2 separate regions of the Homo sapiens genome follow, and region 1 is linked to region 2. The links are chromatin loops, found by intact Hi-C in ENCODE. Cell type or tissue: B cell. All regions are shown on one strand.

The links. A loop is a pair of places that touch in the nucleus more often than their neighbours do. Peaks named below come from ENCODE experiments on the same cell type or tissue, not always from the same donor. Only the 100,000 strongest peaks of a DNase experiment are listed, where the experiment ranks them.
Region 1: it touches region 2 in a loop (15-fold over the local background); 8 of 110 quality-filtered maps call a loop at or near these places.

The regions. Positions count from the first base shown.
Region 1 is chr9:132,844,605-132,852,604 of GRCh38, reverse strand. The region is part of intron 5 of AK8 (adenylate kinase 8); the gene reads left to right. Among named protein-coding and RNA genes, the nearest start is that of AK8, 30 kb to the left of the region's middle. In B cell, no CTCF peak of the experiment used is centred here; a DNase peak (open chromatin) is centred at 3,794.
Region 2 is chr9:132,898,837-132,906,836 of GRCh38, reverse strand. It overlaps TSC1 (TSC complex subunit 1), which reads left to right. Exons shown (of 23, transcript NM_000368.5): 14 at 2-106; 15 at 698-1,256; 16 at 2,383-2,426; 17 at 3,020-3,186; 18 at 4,050-4,232; 19 at 5,138-5,248; 20 at 6,000-6,122. Among named protein-coding and RNA genes, the nearest start is that of SPACA9, 24 kb to the right of the region's middle. RefSeq lists an enhancer at 2,599-3,283. In B cell, CTCF peaks have their summits at 4,591 and 4,793 (motif pointing right); a DNase peak (open chromatin) is centred at 4,806; H3K27ac peaks cover 520 bases.

The sequences.
Region 1 (8,000 bases), 54 kb after region 2:
GGAGTCTTGCTCTGTCACCCAGGCTGGAGTGCAGTGGTGCGATCTCAGCTCACTGCAACCTCCGCTTCCCAGGTTCAAGCTATTCTCCTGCCTCATCCTCCCGAGTAGCTGGGATTACAGGCACGTGCCACCACACCCGGCTAATTTTTTGTATTTTTTAGTAGAGACGAGGTTTCACTGTGTTAGCCAGGATGGTCTCAATCTCCTGACCTCATGATCCACCCGCCTCGACCTTCCAAAGTGCCGGGATTACTAGCATGAGCCACCGCGCCCGGCCCAATTTTTGTATTTTTAATAGAGTCAGGGTTTCACCATGTTGGCCAGGCTGGACTGGAATTCCTGACTTCAAGTAATCCTCCCGCCTTGGCCTCCCAAAGTGCTGAGATTACAGGCGTGAGCCACCATGCCTGGCCCCTATTGTTTTTACTCTCTATCAGTCACATGTGATAATTTGTATTGAACTATTGTCAGGGTCACTGAATCTTCCCTTGTTTTTTTATTCCACTATTGAGCTTGTCCTGTGAGTTTTTTATCGCATCGGTTCTTTCTGCCTTCTGTGTCTTTGCTGAGACTGTATCTTTCTGTGTTTTTACCAGTTGGAAGTTTCTTGTAATAGCCGCTTTCGAGTTTTCATCCGCTAATTCCAGTATCTGAGTTACGTGGTGGTGACATCTGTATCTGCTCTCATGTGAGTAGAGATGTTCCTGGTTCTCCCTGCGCTAAGTAATTTTGTATCCTGGACATTTTAAATATTGTTATGAGGCTCTGGGTCTTGTTTAAATCCTATGGCAAATGTCATTATTTTTGTCTTAGCAGATGACTGATTCAGTTGGGTTCAGGTTGCATGTTCCAGCCAGGCTTCTCAGAGTGTGGTTTCCATGTCAGTCCTGTGTTCAGCAACTTTGCAGTGCCGTGCAGTGACCGACCATGCAGCTCTGTGCTATGTGCACATCACCCAGGGGCACCTGGGGACTTGGCAGTGAGCTGGCCACAGTTCATGTCTCAGTGTCTCTGAAATGCCGTTTAGGGTCAGGCCCACACGTGCACAGCTTGGGGGTGAGCCTTTGATCTCATCAAACACTGTGTTTAGTTACTTCCCTGAGCTCCCCTCTCTGTCATCTCCTGATAACTCCTAGTTCCCTGGTGCTCCTCTTTTTGGTATTTTGGCCAGAAAACTGAGGTTATTTATCCTGCTCTGCCACTCACTTCCTGGGACTGCACCCATGACCAGGGTCAAGTGGTGGGAGGACAGAGAAAGGAAGGATTGACAGGGCTTTGCCCTGTTCTCTTGGGACTGGAGAAGGGTCCCCTCTTTCAGTGTTTCAGGCACCTGCAGGCCCCTTTGACACAGCAGTGCCACCACAGTCACCGCAGGACTGCCTGGAGGCAGGAGTGTGAGAAAACAGAGAAAAGAAAAACCCCACAGAGGTATCTCCCCTCCTAGCTCGCTCTTCTCCCATCTGCTTCCCACTTTCAGCCTTCAGGTTGCCTTAAGGCCAGGCCAGGAGATACTGGTTTGGTGGTATTTTGGATTCTAGTCTTTTCCCCCAACTTGCCTACTACTGGGTAACTTTCTGAGTCCTCGAATAGCTGCCCTGTGTGTTTTATGAATGTATTACAGCTACTTTCAGTGGGGTTGACAAGGCGGGTGGCGCACATTTCCTGTCTCCCAGAATCAGAACTTGTGTCTTTTTTTTTTTTTTTTTTAAATGCACCTACAGATTCTCTCTCTTTCTCCATCTGTCTCTCACTTGAAAATGTATTAGGGCCAGGCTGGGCATGGTGGCTCACACCTGTAATCCCAGCACTTTGGGAGGCCAAGGCAGGAGGATTGCTTGAGTCCAGGAGTTCTAGACTAGCCTGGCCAACATGGCAAAACCCCGTCTCTACTAAAAATACAAAAAATTGGCCGGGCGTGGTGGCCCACGCCTGTAATCCCAGTATTTTGGGAAGGCGAGGCGGGCGGATCACCTGAGGTCAGGATTTCGAGACCAGCCTGGCCAACATGGCAAAACCCTGTCTTTACTAAAAATATAAAAATTAGCTGGGCATGGTGGTGGGTGCCTGTAATCCCAGCTACTTGGGAGGCTGAGGCAGGGACAATCACTTGAACCCAGTAGGCAGAGGTTGCAGTGAGCCAACATCACGCCACTGCACTCCAGCCTGGGTGACAGAGTGAGACCCTGTCTCAAAAAAAAAAAAAAAAGTATTAGGGTTGAATGCAGTGGCTCACGCCTGTAATCCCAGCACTTTGGGAGGCTGAGGCAGGAGGCTTCTATCGCAACGACTCAGCTCTGATGTAATACAAAGGCAGCCGTACACATGCCATTGCACTCCAGCCTGGGCTACAGAGCAAGACTCTGTCTCAAAAAAAAAAAAAAAAATTAGCTGGGCATGGTGGTGGGTGCCTGTAATCCCAGCTACTCGGTAGGCTGAGGCAGGGGAATGGCTTGAACCCAGGAGGTGGAAGTTGCAGTGAGCCGACATCACGCCACTGCACTCCAGCCTGGGTGACAGAGTGAGACCCTGTCTCAAAAAAAAAAAAAAAAATGTACTAGGGTTGAATGCAGTGGCTAATGCCTGTAATCCCAGCACTTTGGGAGGCTGAGGCAGGAAGATCACTTAAGTCCAGGAGTTCAAGACCAGCCTGGCCAACATGGTGAAACCCTGTCTCTACTAAACATACAAAAAATTTGCTGGGCATGGTGGCGTGCACCTGTAATCGCAGCTACTCGGGAGGCTGAGGCAGGAGAATCGCTTGAACCTGGAGGAGGAGGTTGCAGTGAGCCGACACGCACCACGGCACTCCAGCCTGAGTGACAGAGCAAGACCCTGTCTCAAAAATATATTGATTGGGAAGCCCCAAACCTGAAGCAGGAATCTTTCCAGCATGCTGGCGAGGGAGTAGCAGTTCTCACGAGCTTGTTCTGCATGGCCCTCAGCCATGGGATCTCCATCACAAACACCCTGCCGGCCGGGCTGCAACACTGGCTCTGAACAGTGTGTTTACATCTGAATTGTCTCAAATTGTTCACTGTGAGTGGATGGTCTTCTGCCCAGGTGTGGGCAGATATCCAGAGCCCAGAGGCTATTCTAAATCGGGGGTGGACACATGTTTTCTGAAAAGGATGGAGAGACACTCGTTGAGGCTTTGCAGGCTATATGGCTTCTGTCACAACGACTCAGCTCTGATGTAATACAAAGGCAGCCGTACACAACACAGACACAAAAGGGCACGGCTGTGCTCTAGAAAGACTTTTATCTTAGAAGCAGGCAGCAGGCCAGATTTGGCCCGCGGGCTGTAGCTTGCCAACCCCTGTTCTAAGTAACACTTTCACATTGATCATGAAAACATTTCTGCCCTTTCTCTTGAGCTCTCAATAAAAAGCAAACTTCCGGCTGGGCGTAGTGGCTCACACCTGTAATCCCAGCACTTTGGGAGGCTGAGACAGGCGGATCATGAGATCCAAAGATTGAGACCATCCTGGCTAACATGGTGAAACCTCGTCTCTACTAAAAATACAAAAAATTAGCCGGGCGTGGTGGCACGCGCCTGTAGTCCCAGCTACTCAGGAGGCTGAGGTAGGAGAATCGCTTGAACCCAAGAGGCAGAGGTTGCAGTGAGCCGAGATCACGCCACTGCACTCCAGCCTGGGCGACAGAGTGAGACTCCGTGTCAAAAAAAAAAAAAAAAAAAAGCAAACAGGAGTGTTAGAAGAAAGGCCAGCTTCCCCATAGACTTTCATTTTAACTAAGTTCCCTCCCAGTCACCTGACTTCCAAGCTCGGCGACTTGATTCTGCATCTCCAGTTGAGTGCCCCCTGCAGGCCCTGCATGGTTTTCACTACCAGGACCCTTCCCCACACCCGAGACCTTCCTCCTCAGCACCCCCCACTTCTAGCAAGATGGTCTTGCCTGCCTTGGGCTCACCATCTGCAGTTGAAGGCAGAGTCAAACATGACCAAGGCAAGGCAGATGGTGAGAAGGGTTGTGATGGAAAAACCAGGGCGGGAGAGTCAAGTGATTCCTGAAGCCTCTAGTGAAGGGGACTGGAGTGGACTGTGGAGGGGCCGTCTTAGGCTGGAGGGAATGGCAGCCAGAAGTGAGGCAGGAACCAGAAAACCCAGTCCTTTACCCCAATTTCACACTCTTAACTCAGAGTGTCAAACCAACCTCACGGGAACTTTTCCTAAAACTGACCCATCAGTCGGTCACTATTTTTAAGGTTTCCCACCTCTTTTACCTAGGAAGTGCCAAACAATCTTTTGGCAGAGCATTAAAGGGGAGGGAAAGATGGCCCGAGTGACTGGAAATGGGCCAGCATTTTCCCATACAAAATGCTGTGTGCCTTAATCCATTATCCATTATTTCTTATGCATTTGCCAAGTTGGATTAGACTCTTGCATAGCAGATCACCAGGCTGGAAGCATTCAAGGGAGTCTTCCTTTCTTCTCTTCAATCTTTTTTTTTTTTTTTTTTTTTTTTTTTTGAAACAGGGTGTTGCTCTGTTGCCCAGGCCGGAGTGCAATGGCACGGTCATGGCTCGCTGCAGCCCCAACCTCCTGGGCTCAAGCAATCCTCCCACCTCCGCTTCCTGAGTAGCTGGGACTACAGGCACATGCCACCATGCCCATCTGTTTTTCATTTTTATTGTTTGTAGAGTCGTGGTCTCCCAATGTTGCCCAGGCTGATCTTAAACTGGGCTGAAACGATCCTCCTGCTCAGCTTCCTGAGTAGCTGGGATCACAGGCGCGCACCACCATGCCCGGCTAATTTTTGTATTTTTTGTAGAGACAAGGTCTCACCATGTTGCCCAGGCTGGTCTCAAACTCCTGTGCTTAAGTGATCCACATGTCTTGGCCTCCCGAAGTGCTGGGGTTATAGGCATGAGCCACCATGCCTGGCTCTCTTTGATCTTTAAAGCTAAGCTGTTTTCTCTTTTTCATCATGATAGCTACTCATCAAATTTGGTCAAATATAGGGGGGTGGTACTCCTTTGGCTTAATTGTACCTTAGTTGCCCAGGACTGGACCCCCTCAGCAGGGGTGGGGGCTGTCTGTGAAAGCACAGCTGGATATGGTCTTGCCCATCAGGCAGTGTTTCAAATTCAATATGCCAAGAGTTCCTGGAACCAGGACTGTCAGTGTGATGAGCATTCGTTCTAAGCACACAGGAAGGGAGAAACTATGTAGTTCATATCCTCAGGAATAACACGCACCTAAAAAATGTGGCATACTCATGAGCCACCATCACTGCCCCTGCCAAACGAAAGGCCCGGTGGAGATGGCGCCACGGTCTGTCTTAGTCAGCAAAGGCAGCAGGACTTCCCCACGCCTGGTGGTAGAAGACCTGCCTTTCCCTTTTCAGATTTCCTTTGAAGATGCTATGATCCCCAAACCACCTGTGACCCAGGAACTTGAGCAGGAACTGCTGTGTCTGGGCCGCTCTTCCCCCGGCCCGCTCTCCTGGTCAAGAGTGTTTGCTTCAACCAGCTGCCTTAGTGCAGCAGAAGCCGGGAGCTGGCCTGCTGACCACTGGAAGGCAGAAGTCTCTGGGATCCAGGCAGGCAGGAGAGCAGGCAGGCCCAGAGCCTCTGCTCCAGCTCTCTATCTCGGCCCGGGAGAAGCCAGAGACCTGAATGGAGCATGCGTCTGAGCCTGGCATCAGGCACTACGCCCAGCAGCTTCTCCAGCTTCACGGGACCCTACATGGCCAGTGTTACTATTATTGTGCCCATGTTGTAGCTGCAGGGCCTGAGGCACGCCCAGAGCCACACCGGGGGAAGCGGCAGGGCTGGCCAGGGTAGACCAGGCACATGGTGCACAGGGCCAGCGCTCTGACCCAGGGGCTCCAGGGCTGTGCTATGCAGCCCAGGACAGAAGCTCAAAGGCTGGGCAAAGCCTATCTACTCCCTGTCGTGTTTTGTGCCATTCACAGGCCCCCAACGTGTCCCCATGCCACCTGATATGTTCCTCCACTAGAGTCGTGACCAAAAGCCTTGTCATGGTTTGTTGGCCTACCCGGCTCCCCAGTCAGTGTTTCCTAAAAGTACTCATTCATTCATTCATTCATTCATTCATTCATTCATTCATTCATTCATCTATTCTCTCATGCAACAAATCACTTTGCTAAGCACAGGGACCAAAGCAGTGAACAAGAGAGTTAAACGTCTTGCTCTCAAGGAACAGAAGTTCTAGTCATGGAGAGACAGACAATAAACCAGATAAATAAGCAAAGGAGTCACGTCAGTTAGAGGCAGATCTGAACTTCATAGCTGGAAGAGAGGCTTGGCATGGGGCCAAGGCATCTGTGGGCCCCTCTGCCCCATCCACCCCACACATCCATTGCAGAAGGCCCAGGGTGGGTGTCTGGATACCACTGAGCAACCCTCAAAGTCTCTCTCCTTTCCAACCTCAAAACATTTGAAACAGTACTATTTCGTGTAAGTAATTTTTACAAGTTACAGCATTCCAATGAAAATGTTTCTGGTGGGTAAGCATTCTGGATTCTAGGTGGAAATCTAGAATCCAGAGATGCAGGGCCTCAGGGTGGGCTGCCAGTGATCGTCTGTGTGTCCCACTGGCTATATACACGCCCTTGAAGCCGCACTGCCCTTCTTTCCCCACTCCAGAATCTAACAAGGCTGCACAGTTTTCACACAGGATCCAGCTGCCTGGACAGATTTGTTTCCGTGATTTTTAAAAAATTTCTACCTCACTGAGTGATAGTTTCTGGGGAAAATATGGTGATTCTCTCTGTGTTTGCAGCTGGATATCCCAAACATGCCCTCAGTGATCTAGAATAGTCATTTTTTTTTTTTTTTTTTGAGATGGAGTTTCGTTCTTGCCCAGGCTGGAGTGCAGTGGCGCGATCTCTGCTCACTGCAACCTCCGCCTCCTAGGTTCAGGCGATTCTCCTGCCTCAGCCTCCTGAGTAGCTGGGATTACAGGCACATGCCACCATGCCCGGCTAATTTTTATATTTTTAGTAGAGACCATGTGGGCCAGGCTGGTCTCAAACTCCTGACTTCCAAGTGATCCCCTCGCCTGGGCCTCCCAAAGTGCTGGGATTACAGGCATGAGCCACTGCACCCGGCCTAGAATAGTCTTTCAAATATGCATTTAACTTCTGTGAATTCTTCCTGAGCTTATTTAAAAGCTTGGTCTGCATAACCTCTTTGCATAGTGCACCTGCAGTGTGGACAGAGTACAGGACCATGCATCCCAAGTCACCATCATAAAAATGATGATGAAGTCTATTGTTAGAAATTAAAATCTCAATTATAATTGACATCGTTATTAGTTACATTACACTATATGTGATTACATTGTATTATAAATAATATATTGACTGAGTATTTATAATGTGTGTTATTATTATGATTATTTTGATGATGGTGGTAGCTGTAGTCTACGCGCCTGGTCTGGCATGTTATCTGCTACATGACATTGCAGGTGCACCTTGCACTATGCAAGAGGCTGTAATTACATTCTGGGTGACTCCCCTTGATTGGGAGTGTAGCATTGGCAGCAGGACCGTGTGCTGTGGAGTCCTTACAGCAACCTTGCGGAGGTGGCACTGCTGTCTACCCTATTTCACAGATGCAGAATCCAGGCCTTGAAGAGGTTGTGTATCTTGCTGAAGATCCCACAATTAAATCCCAGAACTGAGATGCAAACACAGTGTTGTACTATTGGCCACTGTTCTTGTTTCAAAGGTTGCATCTCAGGAAGGCACAGAGCGTGTTACTCTGGTGAGAGCTTCACTTCCTTAGGCCTCAGTTTTTCCATCTATAAAACCATGGGGTTGGACTTGAGCATGGAAATCCCTTCTAGTCTTGAGCATGGAAATCCCTTCTAGTCTTATAGTTCTGTGATTCTGATCATGTCCACGCTGTTGTTACCTGCAGAGTAAAGAAATATCTCCTTCAATTTGTTTTAAACTTTCTTCTAACCTTTAAGGGGCATCCATTGCCTTTTCATCTCTTCCCGCTGGAGACA
Region 2 (8,000 bases):
GAAGAGCCACCTGGCAGCAAAGGTTCTGTCACTCTAAGTGATCTTCCAGGGTTTTTAGGTGATCTGGCCTCTGAAGAAGATAGTATTGAAAAAGATAAAGAAGAAGGTAATGTATGTGGGATTGCTATGAGTTGATAAAACCTGACCCTCGCTCTGCTATAAATCTGGGATTTTGTGCCATTGCTCACAGGCTTGCTGGATTTTTCTTCTCTTGAGGTAACAAGATGGGTGGTTTAGTCTGGGACCTATGCCAGGTAAAGTGATGCCACTTTTTTTTTTTTTTTTTTTGAGACAGGGTCTTGCTCTGTCACCCTGGCTGGAGTGCAGTGGTACGATCATGGCTCACTGCAGCCTTGACCTCCCAGGCTCAAGCAATCCGCCCACCTCAGCCTCCTGAGTAGCTGGGACCACAGGCATACACCACGATGCTCAGCTGATTTTTATTGTATTTTTTGTAGAGATGGGATCTCCCTATGTTGTCCAGGCTGGTCTCTAACTCCTGGGCTCAAGTGATCCTCCCTCCTCAGCCTCCCAAAGTTCTGGCATTACAGGCGTGAGCCACTGTGTCCAGCCGGATGCCACTTTTTCTCCTCTCTCTGAGTGACACTGGCATGTGGCAGCATGCCACCCAAACTGCCTAGTCTTTCCCAGGTGGAATACCGACTGCCATTTCTTTTGTTTCCTCTCTTCCTCTCAGCTGCAATATCTAGAGAACTTTCTGAGATCACCACAGCAGAGGCAGAGCCTGTGGTTCCTCGAGGAGGCTTTGACTCTCCCTTTTACCGAGACAGTCTCCCAGGTTCTCAGCGGAAGACCCACTCGGCAGCCTCCAGTTCTCAGGGCGCCAGCGTGAACCCTGAGCCTTTACACTCCTCCCTGGACAAGCTTGGGCCTGACACACCAAAGCAAGCCTTTACTCCCATAGACCTGCCCTGCGGCAGTGCTGATGAAAGCCCTGCGGGAGACAGGGAATGCCAGACTTCTTTGGAGACCAGTATCTTCACTCCCAGTCCTTGTAAAATTCCACCTCCGACGAGAGTGGGCTTTGGAAGCGGGCAGCCTCCCCCGTATGATCATCTTTTTGAGGTGGCATTGCCAAAGACAGCCCATCATTTTGTCATCAGGAAGACTGAGGAGCTGTTAAAGAAAGCAAAAGGAAACACAGAGGAAGATGGTGTGCCCTCTACCTCCCCAATGGAAGTGCTGGACAGACTGATACAGCAGGGAGCAGACGCGCACAGCAAGGAGCTGAACAAGTAAGGGACTGGGGCACTCTCTTCTGTGTTAAATGGTCCATTTTATTGTGAAGTACAGAAAGTGTAAGAGAGGAACAAGAATCATTCTTCACACTCCCACCTTGAGGCAGCTGGTTCTCTGCTGTTTGTCAGATGTCCTTCTAGGCTGTTGCATCTTCATATATGTGACCATGTGTGACCTCTGTGCACCTAAATTGGGATGATTCCTTAGCAGTCCATTTCAAAATGAGTCTTTTTATATAGGCCATTTTATGCCTCTGTTCTATGAGGACACTCAAATGCTTTCATATGTGCCCTCTGCAAGCTGTAGGCTGAAAATGAGGTTATGGTATTTCAAAGAATATAAGAATATTTGTCACAGTGTTTCCCTCTCTAGCTACAGATTATTATTATTATTTTCTATTTTGGTATCATAGTTCATTAGGTGGAGATAAAATCATCAGCATTTTATGCAAGTTCAGATGGCCTGACATCCCCTCCAGACCCCCTGAGGCACCCAAGTTTTCATAGAAAGGACTCTAGCTGAGAAACGGTTTCCCATCCGTCTTTTATTAGCTACTTTACAGGTGCTTGGGGAATATTTTTATTTTTCTTCTTATATACTATGCTATGGTGGAATTTGACAGGGATTATAGTATTTAAGCTCCCTCTTTTTAAACGAGATTTGGTATGATAGGCTTAGGTAAATTACCTACTTTTTCCTTAAATCGGAGTGACATAGCTTTACAACAGAGTGTACTCCCTGTATATTTCAACAGACAGGGTTGAAAACGGCTCTCAGTGTGTTTGACTACTCAGTTTCTCTGGAGAGCTGGCCCCAGAAACGGAGGCCACGGTGTATGCAGTGCAGCTCAGCCTGCAACCCTCTCCGCTCTGGATTTGTTTTTTAAAGGACTGTGTTAAGCTAACAACACAGGTCCTAGGCAGTGGGGCGAGGGCCGCCTCCCATTGTGTCCAGTGTAGGCTTCTCCTCTAACTCTCTGTGGACCTGGAGTTTGAAACATTCTTATGCCATTGCAGATTTTGACCACAAGGAAGTGATCTAACTTTGCTGCAAATAAAAGTCCAGATACGTTTTTTTCTTGGTAAGATCGGTAACTTTGTTACTCAAAAACTTTCTTCCTAGGTTGCCTTTACCCAGCAAGTCTGTCGACTGGACCCACTTTGGAGGTAAAGTTGTTACTTTAGCTCCAAATCCAGCCCACATGGTTCCTGCTTGCTTGTTGCCCTTTCTGTCCTTGAAGGAGGTGCCCTCTGGGAAACAGATCTCCCCTTGGCTATTGCTCCGGCCAGGCTATCTGCTTGGCTAAAGGATCTCAAGTGTTGCCAAGTCAGCATTTCTTATTTTTGAAAAGTGGCAAGTACTATGCGCTTGAGAGTATAAGTGCAAAATACAGACTTCCTGCCAGGCTTCCCTGGAGAAGACCAGAGTGAAGCATCTTCCTGGGGGAGAACACACAGCGAAGGAAGTGTCTTGAGAAACAGGGCATCTGAAATGCGTGATCTAGATTTGTGGGGAAAGGAAAGCAGGCTCTCAAAGAGTCATCCCACATGATATGACCTTTTGCATTCCTTCACGGGGGAGACACATAGTCCATACTTTCCCCCCTGCTGTTGCTGGGAGTCAAGTGGTCATTTGCAAAGAGAGTGGTGATTTGTTTTTAAAGAATTGTGTTTGTTAAGCTAACAACACATGGGAAGGGGGCTTGATTGAACCATCTGTAAAAGGCATTTCTGCCACCCTCCCTCTGCTTTACAATCAGGCTCTCCTCCTTCAGATGAGATCCGCACCCTCCGAGACCAGTTGCTTTTACTGCACAACCAGTTACTCTATGAGCGTTTTAAGAGGCAGCAGCATGCCCTCCGGAACAGGCGGCTCCTCCGCAAGGTGATCAAAGCAGCAGCTCTGGAGGAACATAATGCTGCCATGGTGAGGACTGGGGAGGGGACAGGTGGAGCTTGCTTTTTGTTTTGTTTTGGGTCAGCATGATAGCTTATAAAGCACAGCAGCCGAGGAGGTCAGAGTTCCCAGTCCTTCCCACTCCTTTGGGCAGGTCGCTTGAGATTAAGACATGAATGGTGACACCTCGGAATTCCCTCATAATTCTCAGAAACCGTGGGGACAAGTGATTTTGTGTGTGTATGTTTGCATGTAACTGGCCATGATGATGAAGGGTCAGAAGATGATTTTATTTCTCCAAATGTAAAACCAACTCTTGTAAAGCTATTTCATGGCACAAAACTGAAGCGTGTATTGTACAGCGGGTGTGAAGCCAGTCAGGCCTGGAGTTTGAATCTTGGCTCTACCAGTGTTACCTTAGAAAAGTAACGTGGCCTCTTGAAGCCTCTGTTAGCCATGCTATAAAATGGAAATAACAATAGCAGCACCTGCTCTTTAAGTTGTGATGGTTAAAAGAAATTATGTCGGTAAGCCCTTGCTGAGCGCCCAGCACACTGCAAGCATTCAGTAAATGCTCATCGTTTCAGTGAACTTAGTACCATGTTTGAGAGATTTTATTCCAGTGTTGGTAGTCAGACTTTTGAAAGTATTGGAAGCAAACTGATCCCTGAGAAGATTTATTTAAGCAACTTAAGATCCATTTGCTTAATGTAAAATTTGGAAAACCTTGACCTAAGGCCAAGTAAGACAGTAGTGAGCTCTAAGAGTTTTGGTCTGTAGTTAGTTACATTTTCAGGGTAGCTTATGACTATTCAGATGAAATGTTCGCAGTGTGTGTTAAATTGCCTGTGTTGGAAGACAGCTAAAATGATGACATTTCTGGTCTCTGCTAGAAAGATCAGTTGAAGTTACAAGAGAAGGACATCCAGATGTGGAAGGTTAGTCTGCAGAAAGAACAAGCTAGATACAATCAGCTCCAGGAGCAGCGTGACACTATGGTAACCAAGCTCCACAGCCAGATCAGACAGCTGCAGCATGACCGAGAGGAATTCTACAACCAGAGCCAGGAATTACAGGTATAAACTGCAGCACCAGGCAAAGCCAACTGCGAGAATGCCGGAGAGCAGTGGGGAGGGAGGCAGTCAGTTTCCCTGGGTGTCCTTGACTTGTTCAGCTTTACTAAGCTGAATGCTTTTCTCTCTGAAATCATGGCAGAAATTCTTCATGGCAGGTGAATCTTACTTAGGACAGAGGTTCCCCAACTTTGTTGGTTCATATAGTAGCTCCCTTAGTGTCTCAGTCATTTTTTTTTCTGCAGCCAAAAGGAAACAGTTAACAGTTCTGCTCATTAAGTAGATCTGAATAACTTAGTGAGTACGAATGTCCTAAGAACTTAGTAGCTGTTCACAGATAATACACATAAATTAATTTTTAAAAAAATAATTGCAATTACTAATGCCTCGTGTGCACCTATTGGGCACTGCATGGTATCTCAGACCTTGAAATCAGAGTGGACAGTGACACCCTCATTTCCTGTTCCACACTGGTTTTCCTTGTGGTGCTTTGTATCACTGCACCCAAAAAAACCCGGCTTCACAAAGACGTCATCCACAGACACAGCATCATTTCCAGCCAGTTAGTAATTCACAGAGTGTCCAACAGATGGCGCTGCGTCTCCCTCGAAAATTCAGAATCTTTCTGCAGCATCCCTGTGAGTTTGCTGTGTAGCCTCAGGGCTCTTTGGTGCACAGTTTGGGAACTGAGGATCTAAGGTCTCTTTTTTTCTTTTGTTAAACAGTAAGGAACTCAGAAATCAACCATAACTTACTTTTTAAAACTAAGACATCAAATTCTGAGGGCCCAAGAAAGTAGAGCCGTTGAGCTAAGGCATTCCCAGTCCTCTGTGGGCTGGTGGCTAGGTAGGCCTGTGATCTGGCCTGTTGGTGTTCCTCAAACTTCATGTCCACGTCTCTTTGGGCAGACGAAGCTGGAGGACTGCAGGAACATGATTGCGGAGCTGCGGATAGAACTGAAGAAGGCCAACAACAAGGTGTGTCACACTGAGCTGCTGCTCAGTCAGGTTTCCCAAAAGGTAAGAAGAAATGAGGCAGACCTGAATCTGCTGAAACACCATTTGCTAACATTCTTCCTTCAGACAGGTTAAAGAAATAGATTACTTGAGTGTCTGTGTCATGGGTTCCCAACAGGAAGTGGTTCTGCTGCCCCCATAGTCCCTGACATTTGGCAATGTCTGGAGACATTTTAGGTTCATGTTTTTGGTGCTGCTGGTATCCAGTGGGTAGGAGCCAGGGTGCTGCCAAATATCCTACAATGCACAGGCAGCCCCCTGCAACAAAGAAGTATCCATCCTAAACCCTGCTCTATGTGTATCCCATGGAACTCTTTCTTCATACCTTGTTTACATAAATGTCAAAAGTTTGTTCAGGTTTTTGAGCGTGATTCCTCCTTCTTTGGGAATCACTGCACTTCATACATCATTTTGTCAAGAACGGTGAGTTTTCCCTAGGGCTTTATGCCACTGGGCCTTGGTGGTATACCTGTCCACCTTCTCCAGGTGTTCTGTGGGTGGTCAGTTTGATGGACTGCATTTGTGCTGTCCCCTTTGCAAAGCACAGTTCTGAAGTGTGTTTCTGTCTATTTTTGTTGTCCTTGGGTACCATCCTCCCCACCTGCCATTATGTCAGGGACTGTGAACCCATGGGACTGGTTTATTTTGCCTTAACATTGAAATAGTGTGCTCCTAGCTGATTCCCTGTTTAATGACGTCTATGTGCTAGTTTTATGTCGTCGGATTTTTCACTTTGCTCATGTTTTTTGGTTAGCTCTCAAACAGTGAGTCGGTCCAGCAGCAGATGGAGTTCTTGAACAGGCAGCTGTTGGTTCTTGGGGAGGTCAACGAGCTCTATTTGGAACAACTGCAGAACAAGCACTCAGATACCACAAAGGTATGCCAGGGCTCGGGAGCCAGACCTTAGTGGGGAAAGCGTTTCAGACCCAGACAGTATGTCTCCCGCATGGCATAGAGAATGGCTTGATGACTTATTTCCTAAAAGACGGAGCGGCAGTCCCACTACTCCGTGGTCCAGCTATACAAGCACTTTCCAGCCACCATGTGAGCTTGTTTCTCCTATTGGGTTGCTTTGAAGTTAACTCACACTGAAAGCACCTAATGGTAGTTGGTAGAGAGTAGGTGTAAAGTGTTTCCTTTCTCTTCCCTAGGCTGCCTTTCAAAGAGGGAGAGAGAAAAAGAAGGATGGGGGACCAATTCTGTTTAACATACCTCTCAGGACCATGGATATAGAGTGCTGTACATACCATTTTTTTTTTTCCTTTTAATGTTGGATTTCTGCAGATGGTAGTTCAGTCCTGGCAACAAGGCCAGCATTGGGATGATCTTACATTAATTAGTGCCTCACCAGTGGTGTCGAGGCAGAAGTTTTAAGTCACTTTATAAATAGCCTCAGGTAATGTTAGTGAATGAGGTGGGAATTGAATTTTAATAGTAGCTGTTCAGATACTTCCTGTCACTAACTTCTCCATCACACATGGGCCTTCTTTTTGGGTTTCTTGGGCATGTGCTTTGTAAAGAGTCTTTTTCGGCCGGATGTAGAGAGGAGTCTTAGAACTGGAGAGAGTAATTTTCCTAATAGAGTTACTCTTTATTTCTTGGCTCCTCTCAGCTCTCAGATTCAGACTCCCTTTTTTAGAAGGATGTTAGGTGTGGGACTTTCTCTAGAAAGCAGCTATCACTTATTTTGGAGGTGTAATGACTGGGAACAGAAAGGGGGAGAAACAGATCCGAGGCACAAGAGAGCTCCTGAAAAAGCTGCTGAAACGTGCCTGGGCCATCTCCTGAGAGAAGCCTAGATGGGCGGCCTCCAAGGAGTCCTTGTGCTGTTTGGGACCTTGAGTAGCTGCCTCTCCATGGGGCCCTGTTTCCCAGTTCATAAAACGGGTGATGCAGCTGAGTTGTGATAGTCAGGATGCCTTCAATTGTAGACAACAAAAACCAAACTAGGGCTGGGCACGGTGACACATGCCTACAGTGCCAACTATTTGGAAGGCTGAAATAGGAGGATTGCTTGAGCTCAGAAGTTCTAGACCAAGCCTAACAATATCCAAAAAAACAACAAAAACAAAAAGCACTCAACTGGCTTAACAGTGAAGAACTGTATTGTTTCACTTGACAAGAGGTTGTGAGGCAGGTGAGTTCCAGGTTGGTCAAGTTGGCCATTCAGGGACAGCATCGAGGAGCCAGGCTCTTTCCACTCTTCTGCACTGCCTTGCTTATCCTGCAGACCTTGTCTTCCAGCTAGCTGCACTCATGGTTGCCAGGTGTGTGCCACAGGCACAGATATGACAGGCAGACACAATGATGTCCCCACAGAAGAGGAGAGCATCTCTTCCTATTCCTCAGCAAGAAAATCTTTCCCAGGCTGGACGTGGTGGCTCATGCTTGTAATCCCAGCACTTTGGTAGGCCGAGGCGGGTGGATCACGAGGTTAGGAGAACGAGACCATCCTGGCGAACATGGTGAAACCCCGTCTCTACTAAAAATACAAAAAATTAGCCAGGTGTGGTGGCGCACACTTGTAGTCCCAGCTACTTGGGGAGCTGAGGCAGGGGAATCGCTTGAACCCCGGAGGCGGAGGTTTCAGTGGGCCGAGATCACGCCACTGCACTCCAGCCCGGTCAACAGAGCAAGACTCTGTCTCCAAAAAAAAGAAAAGGAAAAGAAAACCTTTCCCAGATGATCCCACCATACTTCTCATCACCCCTGTTGGCCAGGCCTGTCCTGTGCCCATCCCTAGCCTAGTCATTGC